2 separate regions of the Homo sapiens genome follow, and region 2 is linked to region 1. A link is an interaction called in ENCODE POLR2A ChIA-PET data of the cell type or tissue named here. Cell type or tissue: GM12878. All regions are shown on one strand. Each heading gives the region's core, and the rest is flanking DNA. Links, peaks and the distances in the headings are about the cores only.

Region 1 (8,875 bases), core at 1,995-5,994:
CAAGTAAATTGTTCTGTCCTTTGGATGTGACTCTATTGTTTCAGTTATTCATGAATTTAAGATAGTGGTTTCCTTCCAGATTAATCATTCCTAGGTGCAGGAAGAGAAACTCAAAGAATGTAGAGACTGAATTGTATTTATCTGTATTGCATCAGAGCACAGAGAAGTAGCTAGGTTATAAAAAGTACCTCATATTTCTTAATTAAAAGAATAGGCGCCAGGCGCGGTGGCTCACGCCTGCAATCCCAGCACTTTGGGGGGCCGAGGCGGGTGGATCACGAGGTCAGGAAATCGAAACCATCCTGGCTAACACGGTGAAACCCCGTCTCTACTAAAAATACAAAAAAATTAGCCGGGCATAGTGGCGGGCGCCTGTAGTCCCAGCTACTCGGGAAGCTGGCGCAGGAGAGTGGCCTGTACCCGGGAGGCGGAGCTTGCAGTGAGACGAGATCCCGCCACTGCACTCCAGCCTGGGAGACAGGGTGAGACTCCGTCTCAAAAAAAACAAAAAAAGAATAGGCAGAGTATACATTTATCTCTTTACTAGTTTAATTCCCAAAGGAAACAAGACACATTCAAGTGGTTTAAGTGGTACATAGGGGATTCAATAAATGCCATATTATAGTAATTCTAAGATAAGTCCATCTATGTCAGACCACAAATAGAGAATTAATCATGTTTTTTGTTTTGCCCACTTCTCAGTGATTTCATAATTATCCTCAGCATTGTCACCAAAAGCTCAGGGAAATCTGCTAGCAGATTCTGTAATGTAAAAACATCTTGGCAGGTTTTGTGACAATATATAATAATGAGACATAGAAACTGGACATTTTTTGTCTTATTTTAAAGGGATGTACTAATTCTAACAAAATGGTGATTGCACATTACTTTGGCACTATTTCAGGACACTGTCTTTACAATTTTCAAAAAATCATTGAGAAAATCACAATGTATATTATTGTAAGTATGATTGATAATGCCAGGAAAGCAGTAAAGGAAGAGATTTGTTTTGCTTTGTTTTTTTCCCCAAAGGCATTGCTAAATTTTCTTTAAAGAAAAATATCTTTGTTATCACATCAACCAGATATGACCTGATACAGAAAAATTCTACTTCTTTCTTCTTTCCTCTTTCTGATTATTGCTTTGTCGAAACTACTGCTTTTAAACCATTTGTAATTTTGCGGACTACTTCTGATTTTTCTGCTTGTATTAGATGTGCAAGTGTATGTCTGTGTATCTCCTTGGACTATTTGTCTGATTCATTCAAAAGAAAAGTTTTTTGGGGTTCACTTTCAGGGAATTTTCAATAACTTTTAACAACTATAGTGAGGAAATGTATGAAAGACTAAAGGTTGGAGAAGCAGAGAGTTAAAAAAGCAAATGTTACTGACAAAACCACAAAAGCATGTAAATTTGAGAGAAATGGCAAACTAAATGGTCTTGCAATAGCTAACTAGGGTCAATTTAAAACAAAAATTGACAGTAGTATAATCACAAACAAGACAATGAATTTCATCAATATATCACAAAACAGACTAAGTTAAAAGTGGTCATATTTTCCTTCTCTTATTATATTTTAAGTTCCCAATATTTTACAGAGCTTCTATATATACCTCAAAATGATTTTATCCTGTGAAATATAATAGTACTGATAGGCATTTATGCCAATGTGATATATACATGAGTGTTTTCTCAGGAACACACATACACATCCCTTTTGGTAAAGAAAGTTATGTATCTTGAAACATAAAAGTAAAAAAAAAAATTCTATTTGATTGCTTTATTTCATAATTAAAGGAAACTGTACTTCATAATATAGGGAAGTAGGCAGTGCGGTAGAAAACATGCTTTTCCATAGACTGAAAATCATTATAACTGCCCTATTGAGAAAAGAGAAAGAGAGGCCCAGAAACTCACTGATTTTCTCAGCACTTCGTATCCTAAGACCAGAGTAAATCTTTAGATATATACATTGAATAATATTTTAGATCATACATTGAATGATTATTCCATCTAACAAATATGGGTGAACTATAGGCCAGTACTGGAAATAAGGAGAAAAAATAAGAGGGCTGGCTGGATGGATGGATGGATAGATAGATATTTCATATATATATATACACATACATACATATATATACATACATACATATATATACATATATATACATACATATATACATACATATATATACATACATATATACATACATATATATACATACATATATATATAAATACAACATTATGGAATCATCAGTAAGCTAGAAATTAAATTATATCTATTGAGGTATTATTTTAATGTACTCATGATGTGTCACTGTGATTACATTAAAAACAAAAGAGCCTTTATCTCTTACCATAATGTTAAAATATTTACTGATGTAATAGCCTGTTGCCTGGAATTTGTTTCGAAGTAACCCGATGGTACAGTGAGTGTATGTGTTGGGGGTGGGAGATTGAACAGATAAGCAAAATTGGCTGTATGTCAATGCTAATTGAAACTGATCCATGGGCCCAAGGATTAACAGAACTTATTTCTTTACTTTTGTGCTTATTTGAAAACTTCCATAATAAAACATTTTAGAAGTAACATCACACATTCATAAGTTAATATCTACTTATAAATTATTCAAAATTTAGTTTTTTATACTTAAACCCATACTATTTTAAGTAAAACATTTTTATTGTGTCTTTACAAATTTCAGTTGGTTAACATTGAATAAAATAGCAATGAAAAATTGGAATAAAAAGTTTAAAAGGAAAGTTTAGCTTCTGGATACTTTGAAGGAAAAATATGGTCTTTTCACATTGATAATATAAAAACAAATTAATGGCCAGTAAACATATTTAATGTCAAATTATATACAAAAGGAAGTTTTTCTGTTAATTTGTTTTAACAATTTCTAACAAAAGTTGGTATATTAGCCATTCAAAAAAGTTCATGTTTTCTAATGGCTTTATATACTGCAACAGGATAACAATTAAACAATCTTTGGCAATAAGGTTGTAAAAATGCATCATTATTTATAAACAATAATCATTTTTAATAATTTTATTTTCTCATCCTGAATTTCCAAAAATAAAATAAATATTTCTTAAAATCCACAAAACTAGTTTTCCCACCTTTAATTTATCCAATTTTTTTCTTTTAAATTTGAAAATGATGATAAAACTCTATCATGTCTATTGATATGACAGTACATTAGGATCAAATGTTTTTAACGCAATATGTCTACATTTATTTATTTATTTATTTATTTATTTTCTGTCCAAGGTGGAACCTTGACCCTTTGGGGTTCTTTGCGGGTTCTGTATGAACCTTCAGTGAACTGGAACATGTGAGATAATAGGTTGTTTATGTACTATAAATCTACTTACAGTGAGCTGGAAATGCAGTAGGTAATAGGTTGTTTATGATTTGCAAATCTGTTCAGTGAGCTGAAAATTTGTCAGATAATGGGCTGTTTATGAATTCTAAATCAATATTCAGTGAGCTGGAACAATGTTAGATAATGGGCTATGTATGAGTTGTAAATCTGTTTTCAGTGAACTGGAAACATGTTAGATGATGGGTTGTTTCTGAGTTGTAAATCTGTTTCAGTGAGCTGAAAACATGTTAGGCAATGGGTTGTCCCTAAACTGTAAATCTGTTTTTTTTTTTTTTTTTTTTTTTTTTTTTAGTGAACTGAAAATCTATTTAATAAAAGACTCTTTACATGTTATAAATCTGTTTTCAATGAGCATGAAATGTGCCACAATAATAGGTTCATGTTGACTAAGAAGATCCCACTTTACTGAACTAGAAACATGTCATCTAATAGATACTTTATGAGTAGTAGATCTATTTTTCAGCAATTTAGACATATGGAATGATACTACCCTGTGTACATAAGCGTTGTAACTTTAATCTATTTTCAGCATGGTTTTATTTGATGAATAAAGGTTCTACTCGATTACAGCTAATGGAGTGGAAAGCTACTAAAGGTTTGCTTTTAGTGATGTGGTGCCAGACCAACTTTGCAGTGTACTGAGTTTTGTTAATGTTTAACAGTTACCAAGATGCCCCTGGTACTCAGGAAATGCTGTAAAAATATATTCTGGCTTCAGTGGACTTATATTCAAACACAGATATGTGCTACATAAGAAACAGGAAACATTCAACACAGTAAATATAGAATGAACCCCACCTACAAATTTAACATAGGCTGAGATACAAAGGAAGGTACAAAGGAAGAAACTTGAACTCTCACTGGGGAGACAACATGAGCAAATATAAAACGATACAATTTAATGTAAAAAATTTCCAAAATGCATGATCAAAGCCAAAAACAAAACCACAAAACTTTATATTAGGGTTACGAGACTAGTGAGAAAAACAGGATGAGAGATAAGAAATAAATTTTTAAGAGTCAAGAAAAATAGATTATTTGGGGAGTAACACATTGATTTTTAATCTCTTCTTTAACTTTCAGATATGCAACTGTTTATCAATAATTTCATATTTGTTAATAACTAATATTTTTGTTTTCAGGCAATATTAGGAGAAAAATGTATATTCTATCACCAGCCATTATTTAAATTAATGCTTACTTTTATCAATGTGATACATGCTTATAGTGTTTTTCAAAAAGTGTATATTATTAGAAATCCCTTACAACAACCTATCATTCACTAATGTCCCACTCCTTCCCCTCAAAAAAAAACTCCTGCTCTGCAAAAGTGTTTTTTTCAACTTTTAAAGTAACTTTTTCTGGGTTCGTCTTCATATTCATAAATAATGTGCCCATACCTCACTGGTCTTTATTAATTTTAGACAATGTTAAGTTAAATACCCATAGTTCTTTTTGCATACTTCCAGTATTTTTATATGTCAATTTTTATTGTTCATTGCAGAGACAAGTACTGTACTATGATTTTGTTTACTTTCTTGTATTTTTGTGATTCCTGTAATTAAAAACTATTTTTTCACTTGCTTTATTTTCTATGTACCTGTCTTTAATTCTTTATAAATGCTGTATAAGTTAAACACAAAATTATATTCCAGATGCTTATACATCATATAATCTATCAAAGCCATTTTTCTTCCAAAGAGCTCCTTTTCATATCTCCCAAACTCCCTCTCTGATCTGGACCAGGACTTTCCTGAGTCTCATGTGCAACTTTCATCTTGAAACAAAGTTTTGGTTGTTTATGTGCGTTATATGAGAGTCTCTTATATCCTGAAACTCACGTCTTTCTTTTCTTTGTTTTATGTCTTTCATTTACTAGATACACATTCTCCAACAGCTTTCAAAGAAAGGTACACCAGAGTTAAATATTTGGTAACTGTACATGTCTGAAAATGTCTGCATTGATTGATAATTTTACCTGCTGTCTTTCCAATTTGTTGCTATTTCCCATTAGGTTCTTCCTGTCTTTTTGTGTTTTTTTTTTTTTTAAACTCTCATTTTTATTGCATTTAGAAAAGACAAGCAGATAAATGTATGCTTTTGTCAAATGTTTTCTTAATATTATTAATAATCATGTTCTCTCTTCTTCTGCTTTTGTTAACTCCTAAGGTTTTTTCTATGAAACCCATTTGCCCTTCCCATTATCAGAGGCCAAAGTTAATTTAATCAACTCATAGACATACTTTTATGCCAAAGATATTAAATTATGTAGCAATCATTATTAAGAAAATGGTGAATAAATAGTAAGTTACCTACTCCAGTTTATATCTGAATGTTTCTCAGTTTAGCCATTAATTTGTACAGTCACTGGGTAAAGAGTGCTATTAAAAAACATGATAGGGATATAAAATGAAAAGCAGATAGGCCCAATTTTGTTATGGAGAAATTTCAACTAGAGTACTGGAGGTCTATAGAGAATGGAATTACATTACCAGGATTTTGAGACTATGGGTCCACAGAGAAAGTTAGTTTAAAAATTGGGCTGGGCATGATGGCTCATGCCTATAATCCCAGCACTTAGGGAGGCCAAGACAGGAGGATCACTTGTGTCCAGGAGTTCAAGACCAGCCTGGGCAAAATGATGAGACCCCATCTCTACAAATAATTAAAAAAAAAAAAAAAAACGCAGTGTGGTGGCACACACCTATAGTCCCAGCTACTGGGGTGGTTGAGATAGGAGAATCACTTGAGCCTGGGCAGTTGAGGCAGCAGTGAGCTGTGATTGCACCACTGCACTCCAGCCTGGGCAACAGAGCAAGATCCAGTCTCAAAACAACAACAAAATTGTCCACTGGATTAAATCCCATGAGTGAGCAATGTAGACAGTTCTGGACTAATTGTCCTCTGGTAATTACTCAATACTTATTAAAGTTTTAGGTTTGAAATCAGTTTGTTGTCTTTATTTCAAAATCATGTCATATGACATATGATACACACTAAGTATATCTCTGTTCTATGTTGTGATACACACAAAAAAGTTTAAGATTCTAAGTTGTATAGCATTAAAATATGAGAAATAAGCACTAAACAATTTATCTAATTGAAACACTTGACATAAGTCATCTGAATAATTACCTGAATTCTCTCTTTTATCATTTAAACTCAAATATCGTGTTAAAAACTTGGAAGTAACTCTAACGAACAAGAATAAAGTAGCCATATGGAAATATTTAGATTAGTATAACTTAGAGTAGAAAAAAACTAGAAGAAAGGTAATTTGTAATCAATAAGGGAAGTAATAAAACATGATATATCCATTATATATTACTACATATATATATCCGCTATATATATACTATTAAAAGGAAAAATTCCAGTTCACTTGACTACATTTGTATGAGGTATTTCTTGAGTGAGAAAATTAGAGATTGTAAAATGGAGGACAAAATAATCCACAGTTTTTATTTGCATAAGTATTACACATAGGTGTCTATACATGCTATAATTACAAATATTAAGGAAAAATTATTTAAGAATACATAGCTGGTATTAACACAGTCTTCCTTTGGATGGAAGAGGGTAATAATACAAGGGAACTTAAAATGATAGAAAAAGAAGTGAAGCAATTAAATTACACAAACACCAAACTGAATTAGATAAAGATGAAAAAATTTTAAATGTAGAGAACAAGGAACTAATTTGAGGTATGGTGAAAGGCCTGGAATTTACTAGTTTCCTGTTGATATTATTGAAAATATAATTTCAGTGGTAAAAGAAGGCCATTTTCATTGGAATGGATATAATTCCTTGCACAAATAGAAAGAATTAAATAAGAATGACTCTGAAAACTGCACAATATTCCCTATGGCAAACCATTTTTATCTTGGCAGTGAGTATCTGTTTTCAAGTAAAATTCATGAAACATTGCCTTAGGTCTAAAATACAAAGTCTCAGAGGAAACATCATTCCTTCTGACAGAAATTTAAAATTTTTTACACATATAAAGAGGAAATTGCCAATGGTAATCATTTTAGTGAGGCGCCTGCAAATGCTTTAGATTGCAAAAGTATTGATAACAGAAAAGTTGTAGGGTAGCAAATATTAATAACAATCTATTAGAGTAAATGTGTATAATTTCCAAATGGGTAAAGGGCTACAGTTAAGAAAGTGCACTAACTTTATAAAAATGCTTTTAAGTAAAACAACATGTAGCCTTCAGAACATGATTGAACAGCACACAAGAATTTCAGCTCAATGATATGTTAAATTGCATGCTATATATAAAAATACCTGTAACTTATCAACCAACAGAGAATTTGTGTTTTTGGTATTTGACATTCTGAAATTCATTAAAATGTCCCCCAAAATTCCTACTAAGATACTAAAAATATAAAATTTGAGATAAATTACAGACTATTACAAACACACCATGTTGGAAATACACTGGTCATCATCATCATCGAGTATTCACCATAGTGGCATACAGAAAAACTACAATAGTCCAGTGAATCATGCCAAGATCCACACATATCTGATATAAACAGAAGTTTACTGTAGCCAGCTTCATCAATTATCTTAGCTAGACCTTCTGGAAAACTTACTGCAGCTTCTACATCAGTACTTGCTGCTTCACCTTACACTTTTATTGTATGGAGACGGCTTCTGTTCTTAAACCTCATGAACCAATCTCTGCTAGCTCAAACTTAACTTTTGCAGCTTCCTCACTTCTCTCGGACTTCATAGAATTAAAGAGAGTTAGGGCCTTTCCTGGATTAGGTTTTAGTTTATGGGAATGTCGTGGCTGGTTTGACCTTCTCTCCCGACCACTAAAACTTTCTCCATATCAGCAAGAAGGGTACTGTATTTTCTTATCATTCGTGTGTTCACTGAAGGAGCACTTTCAATTGTCTTCAAGAACCTTCTTTTGAATTTGCGACTTGGCTAACTGGCACAAGGAGCCTGAAATCTGGCTTTTATTGCGTTTCAACATGCTTTCCTCACTAAGTTTAATCATTTCTAGCTTTTGATTTCAGATTAGGGACATGTGACTCTTTTCTCTTCTTTTTTTACTTGAACACTTGAGACTGCTGTAGGTTATTAACTGGACTAATTTCAATATTGTTGTGCCTCAGGGAATAAAGAGGCCTGAAGACAGGGAAAGACACAGGGAAGGACCGGCTGGTGGACCAATAAGAACACACACTGTATTTCTGACTGCTCATTTTGACGGCAAGTAATTAAGTTCACTCTCTTGAGTGCAGTTTGTGGTGCCTCAAAATGGTTACAATAGTAAGATCAAAAATCACTGATTGCAAATTACCATAACAGATATAATAATAAGGAAAAGACTGAAATATTGCAAGAATTACCAAAATGTAACAAAGGTACATAAAGTGAGCACATGTTATTGGAAAAATAGTGCCAACAGACTTGCTCAATGCAAGATTGCCATGACCTTCGACATGCAAAAAGCACAACATCTG
Region 2 (7,405 bases), core at 1,640-5,639, 54 kb before region 1:
AAACTACACTGTTTCTTACTTTTGACATTCATCCAAGGCTAGCACATGTGGATGGTCATCTTCTGACATGGTGATGACAGCTTCCCTGTCAAATGCTCCAGGCCGAGTCTGGTCCACAGTGTGTCTGGTGATGGATGAGGTGGTAGAGCTTGTCCAGTACAGTGTATCCCAGGCTCTGTGATAGGCAAGTCCTTCCACAGAACCCACATCTAGTGGGGGAAGAAAAAGAAAAAATATATACTTTTATTTACAAAAAAATGACTTCTGGACAGAAAAAGCATTTAAGACATACATGTATACCTGTTATTTCATCAACCATTTCTCCACAAAATCTCCAAAATAAAAATGCAGTCATTGTGATACCTACAATTGACAGCTTATTATACATATATAATGGGAGCAATTTTTGCAAAAAATGTCATTATAGACTTAATCTTCTCACAAATAAAATAAAATTAAATAATTGCCTTTCATTTTGGAAAATGGTGGCTCTCTTTCTTGTATCTTAATCAATTTTCAAAAATATCCAACGTGCAACAACTTAGAGATGTTTTGGAAAACCTTATGTCAGCAATACGACTTAGATACAATCATCATGAGTTTTCTCTTGATACTATAGATCTGGAGATGTCCAGGAAAAGCAAACACATCGAAAACTACAACAGTATGAGAAATCCAAAATCTAACTCCTTACTTGCAACTATCAAACAGTGGTAGATAATGTTTTAATAGGTTAATGTGTCAATTTATTTGCTTCTATCCAACTAATGAGATAAAAAAAAACAAAGCAAGAGAAAAAGAAATTAATTGCCAGCTAAAGCATGCTTTAAATGTCAGACAAAGATAAATGATGGTACACAGATCCTAATACATAAAAGTGACAAGGTGAAAAACAAAAGTAATTATTTCTTAAAATTGTATTCCCAATCTCTAGGGTAACATAAGTAGCTGTTTTATTTTTCACAGACATGCTATGAGTGCATCTTTAAGTATAATCAAATTATTACACTTTTCCTACATGTTATTTGCTTTACTCAGAATTATTATTCTGAGCATGTTTAATTTAACAAAGAACGTATACACTTTTTTCAGTCATACCAAGAAATTAACATTATTACAGACAGAGCATTTCCCCTGCTTTTCTCTCAAAGAATCCCTAATAGGAACTATCCAGCTGCTATAAAAATAGGTATCTGAAAAGAGCTGTTTCCAGGTTTAAGATGAGTTAATATTTAGTTTGGGGGGATCAATAGGATTTTGTGGGAGGGCAAAACAATAATTAAAGTTTTTGAACAATGTTTTTTTTCATATTTTTTTATTTCTTTTTTTACATACAACATGAAATATCCAATAATAATGCAATTAATGGCTATCATTTTAGTTGCCACATGCTAGAAATGATAAAAACTGCTTTTCATACATCATTTTATTTTATACATAAAATAAAATGTGAAGTTTGTGTCATAATTTTCCATTTCCCAAGAAGAAAGCTGAAACTTATAGTCACAGGGCTGATAATATTAACACAAAATTTTTACCGCCTGGCTCCCCCATTCACCTGATTCCAAAAGCCTATGTTCTTAGTAGCACCACTATTTGGATATGGGTTTATAATGGTTACTACTTAACCTCAATCTATACCAACCTGAAACCAAAGGAATGATTCATTAGTCTTAACTTGTTTGACTCTAGGAGAATTGTATATCTAGTAATATACCATAGATAGTCTCCTCTCACACAGTCAACAAAGCAGTCTACAAGGTATTAATGAGGGTGATTAGTATGAAAATGTAGCCTAGAGATGACGGAAGAAAAATTATAAAACACAGTCACTGTAAAATCAGTTAAGCTAATTTTATGTGATGCACATAGTTCTCCTATTTGGAGTGAGTGGAAGAAAAGTTGATCATGGTTAAGGATGTTTAAATCATTAATTAATAAATCACCTTTGCCAGTGTATTTTTTAAACTTCCAAATCATTTCAGAAATGCAATGAACTCTAGTAGTAGTATCTATAGCATTACACGCCTTTCATCGTTCACAAATAGAATGAGAAATGGCATAGCTCTGAGAAAATTTAAGCAAATGAGAATAATCCATCCTGATTCTACATCTTCTCTTCCAGTAACCATGACATATCTTCCTCTTCGTAACTTTCTCTTGCCAATTCAGGAAGAAAACACTTCGTATCACCATTGAGATGTGACAGATGTTTCTTTTCTATGGTTAACATAATTCCAGAGTTACTAGAGAACATAATACATCTCAATATCCACATATAATCTGTTTTACTTTATTTTTGTAATAGATGATAAACAGAAATTACAGTTAATAATGATCTGTTGCTACATTTTAAAATATTTTAGTCATGTACTTCTTTCTAAAAATGATGTTTAGATCCTTATAAAATTATATTTTAATTAACAAAAAGCCAATTAAAATTATTGAAATATTTTAGTTGAGATAAGACATATTTCTCAATTTTGTGATTATTTATCGACAGTGAGAGGGCATGTGGCATGTATATGTGTGTGTGTGCACACACATCTGTGTTTGAACATTGAGATTCCTAAAACAGTTGAACAGCCAGAATAGGACTTTGAATTACTGATTCTGGAAGGCAATTATGTAGTTTGAAAATAAAATAAAATGCCTATCTACCCAACCAGACTTGAAATATTGAGCAGAGTAAATCAATACAGGGCTAAATTCTTGGAACTCAAGGATGTAGAATAGGCATATGAAATATAATGCAAACCAGTAAAAATCCTGTCTCCTTACCTCATGCACTTGCCAAGAAAAAAAAAAAAAAAGAGTTTTCTTCCCTCTTACCCACTTTTGAGCAGGGAATTGAGATTGGCTAAGCATGAGTCAGGTCCTGACATGTTTTTGCAGAAGAAATAAGGGGAGGTCAGCACATCAAAAAATACAAGCCAGGCAAGTAACTCAGAACCGTGGTTGTACCCTATTTCCTGGATTCTAGTTTCCATAGCCATGATAGGGAAATTGATTCTAATAGCTTGGCAGAGAAATAAACCACTACTCTTGCAGCTATCCAAAGGACTTCAGTTCATAGAGAACATACTTTCATCTCATCACCACTGAAGAACAGCAATAGCCCCTTCTGGTCTGCACATTGTCTTAAAGACAGGATAAGAGCTTACCAAATGGGAAAGGCAGTGAAGGGTATTATTCATAGGGAGTCACGTCCATTAAACACTGGTATTCATCCGGCTAGGAAAACAGTCGCAGGTAAATCCAGTTGCAAAGTGGTTTGGATGGGTCCTCACCCAAATCTCATCTTGAATTGTAGCTCCCATAATCTCCATGTGTTGTAGGAGGGACCCAGTCGGGGGTAATTGAATCACAGTGGCAGGTTTTTCCATGCTGTTCCCGTGATAGTGAAAAAGTCTCACAAAATCTAATGATTTTATAAAGAGCAGTTCCACTGCACACACCCTCTTGCCTGTCACCATGTAAGATGTGCCTTTGCTGTTCTTTCACTCTCCACCATGATCGTGAGGCCTCCCCAGTCATGTGGAACTGTGAGTTGTTGAACTTCCTTTTCTCTATAAATTACCCAGTCTCGGGTATGTCTTTATTAGCAGCATGAGAACAGACTAACACACAAATTTAGCAGAAAATAACATTTATCTCAAGGACATGCTACAACTATAAAGCATCATAATGAAGTCCTCCTTGATTGTGTACTACCTTCTTACTTACTGGCTTGTTCTCCAAAGCCACAGAATATCAGTTTGTTGATTGAAATTATATCACCAGTATAAAGCATCCAAATCTTGTTTGGAGGATCTGAGTTATTTTGACACACAGAAGCACTCTCAATTTGCAGCCCAGGCAAAGAGCCTAAAATAAGAAGTTCCTGCACAAAATATTCCACATCTATATTAACTGTGAAGTTTCCAAGGATACAGGTCCAATTCACTATCCAGATCTGATGTTGAACTCTTTACAAATAGTACACATAACTGTGCTCTACTTTAAGCCTAACAAAACACTACTTACTGAAATTGTGTCTAAATTCTACCCTCTGTAAAAATCTTCTAAAAGTTCTGTTTCTTTTATTTTCCTTTTCTTTTTTCTTTTCTTTCCTTTTCTTTATTTTATCTTTTTCTTTCTTGCTTGCTTGCTTCTCTTTTTATTTCTCTTTCTTTCTCTCTCTTCTTTCTTTCTCTCTCTGCTTCCTTACTGCCTGCCTGCCTGCCTCCGTTTCTTTCCTCCCTCCCTCCCTCCCTTTTTTCTTTCTTCCTTTTTTTGAGATTCGCCATAGTTTTTCTAGTATACGGTCTCTCTCATTGCAATAAGACAACAATTTGACATGGTTGAATGACGGGCTTATTTGACAAAATTCAATAACCTTTCATTATAAAAATATTCAACAAACTAGCAATAGAACTTCCTCAACTTGATAAAAGGAATACCAAAACCCGAGGCTCGTATTATATTTAGTGGTGAGAAAATGAATGTTTTCCCTCAAAGACCAGGACCAAAGCAAACATGTCCACTTTTGCCTTTATTCAACTAATGTTGACTAAAACTGGAGATTCCAGCAAGGGTAATTGGGGGTGGGGTAAAGAGAGAGAGAGAGACAGAGAGAGAGAAGGAAATAAATGGTATCCAGATTGGAAAGAAAGAAGTAACACTATCACTATTTGCAGATGGCAAGTACTGGTATATACAAAATCTTAAATAATTTAATAGAAATGTATACTCAGGATGCAGGTTACAAAAGCAACATACAAAAAATCATTTGTATTCTATATAAGAGCAATGAACAATCTGAAAATGACATTAAAAAGACAATTTAATTTATAATATAATTTTAAAATATAGAATACTTAGAAATAAGTTTAGCAAAATAATTTTAAATGTTAAAACATATGCACCCAAACTACAGCACATCATTGAAAGAAGCTAAGGATTTTAAAAAATGGAAAGATAACAATGTTCATGGAATGGAAGGCCTAATATTATGAAGATGACAATTCTATCCAAATAGACCTACAGATTTAATGTATAGAAATCCCAGCTGGCTTCTTCCCAGAAATTGACAAGCTGACCTTAAAATGCATATGGAAATACAAGGGACCCAGAAAAGCCAAAAGAATCTTAAATGAAAAAAACAAAGTTAGTGGGCTCACACTTCCTGATTTCAACCTCAGTATAAAGTTTATAGTAATAAAGAGAGTTTGAATAAGAATAGACACAGCTACATGTACCAGAAAAGTCCAATGAGAAAAAAAATTATCTCAAATATATAGTACTCCCAACAATTGTATAGCCACATGTAAAAGAATGATATTTGATTCCTTCTTCATATCACACACACACTCATACACCCACACATATAACTAAAAATATACCTTAAACCTAAACATAGATGGTAGATGATGAAACTCTTAGGATAAAAAATAGGAAGAAATCTTCATAACTTTGGGTTAAGCAAAGCCTTCTTAAACATGACACAAAAAATACAAATGAAAAAAGAAAAACAGATGTTAGATCTCATCAAAATGAAAAACTTGTATGCTTCAAAAGACAAAAAGTCAACTGACAGAATGGGAGACAATATTTGCAAATCACTTATGTGATAATGGACTTGTATCTTGAATAAATAATGAATGCTTTATACACTCAACAATAAAACAACAACTAATCCAATTAAATAATGGGCAAATAATTTGAATAAATATTTCTCCAAAGAAGATACACAAATGACTGATGAACACATAAAAAATGCTCAACACTATTAGACATCAAAGTACTGCAAATCATAATCACACTTGATATTCATTATGACGACTGCAACAGTAAGAAGTTTTCACAAAGATGTGGAAAGATTTGAACCAATATATATTGATGGTGGAAATGTAAAATGGAGCAGCCTCTTTGTAAAACAGTCTGTCAGTTTTACAAAATGTTAAACATAGAGTTACCAAGTGACCCAGCTTTTCTACTAGTAAATATATACCCAAGAGAAACGAAAACGTACCTCCACACATACACAAATGTTCAACAAATGTTCATAGCAGCTTTATTTGTAATAACCAAAAGAAGAAACAGCCCAGATGTCAATCAGCTGATAAGTGGATGAATAAAATTTAGTACATCCACGCTTGGAATTATTCAACAATATAAAAACTGAAGCACACATATATGCTAAACTCGACCCCCTCTCTTTACACACACACACACACACACACACACATAGACGTGTGTGTGTATATATATATGTATACATATACATACAGGACACAATTATAGAAAATTATTTTAAAGTATGTGAATATGTAGATATGGTTTAATTGTTATCCAGTAGAAATTTTATAGAAAATTTAAATACCTGGCAATTTCCCTTGAGACTACCTTATTAGAATGCTTCACAAATGATTAACATGGATAATTTTCCTTTTTCTAACCATTCAATCGATGAATGGGATGCAATAGATTTTAATATGGATTGCTTACTGTGAATTAGACTACCACTAATATGATTTAAAAGCTCAGAGTCATTTTTGTTTCTCCCCACATCAGTAAATACATTAATAAAATAAAATTATTATCTAAAATAAAATAATAATTTTTTCCACCAGTCTAATTTACTAAAAATTAAACAAATTAAAAATCTACACTGTAATCTGAAAATTAAAACAAGAAGCAATTAAACTAGAAATAAAAATTTTCATTATTTTGTGTTAGTGAACGCATAGAAAAACATAAGAGAATCTGCTAAAAAACTACTGAGTTGGGTAAGCTGGCAGGCAATAAATAAGTAAATTAAAATCAATAGTTGTATATATACAAAAATAACCAGTGAGAATATATAATGGAAAGAGGATGCCAGTCCAAGTGGCTGCTAATCCTGCTGGTTCCAGTGAATGAGAACACCTAAAAAACTGTGCAACTGTTGATCACCTGAATTTAGATCTTCTTGTAGCCAAGGCATTGTAATAATGCTACTTTTCGTGATCGTGGATCTGTTAAGTTTAGGTTCTCACCCCTCTAACAAGAAGAGATCCAACCCTTTCAAAGGGCTTAAATGGGGAACAATATTATCTTACTCTTTCTTTTGTCCTTATTATTGCACTTAGTAAAACACATGATTTTCCCAAATCAAACATGTTTGCAGAGATGCAACTCTATTTTTAACAAAGGCAAGCTTTTATTGTCATCCCCCAAGCAGTTTTAATTTCCTGAACCAGAGCATCTCAAATATTTCCATGTTGTAAGAGAGTCTTTGCTTTACACTGCATAGCAAAACAGGCCTATTTATTTGGTTTTCCCAAAACAACAACAACAACAACAAAACAATTTGCCCTGAAAGAGTATTGAAGCAGATTAAAACAGCTTGAAGTTTTAAAGTGACAGTGATTTGTTTCTTTGT

Evidence for each region. Peaks named below come from ENCODE experiments on the same cell type or tissue, not always from the same donor. Only the 100,000 strongest peaks of a DNase experiment are listed, where the experiment ranks them.
Region 2: POLR2A ChIA-PET joins it to region 1 with 5 read pairs; 2 of 35 experiments call an interaction of 5 or more read pairs at or near these places.

What each region holds. Positions count from the first base shown.
Region 1 is chr2:140,655,446-140,664,320 of GRCh38, forward strand. All of the region lies in intron 41 of LRP1B (LDL receptor related protein 1B), which reads right to left. Among named protein-coding and RNA genes, the nearest start is that of MIR7157, 73 kb to the left of the region's middle. In GM12878, for the core only: no CTCF peak of the experiment used is centred there; no DNase peak of the experiment used is centred there.
Region 2 is chr2:140,601,431-140,608,835 of GRCh38, forward strand. It overlaps LRP1B (LDL receptor related protein 1B), which reads right to left. Exons shown (of 91, transcript NM_018557.3): 42 at 20-209. Among named protein-coding and RNA genes, the nearest start is that of MIR7157, 18 kb to the left of the region's middle. In GM12878, for the core only: no CTCF peak of the experiment used is centred there; a DNase peak (open chromatin) is centred at 3,485.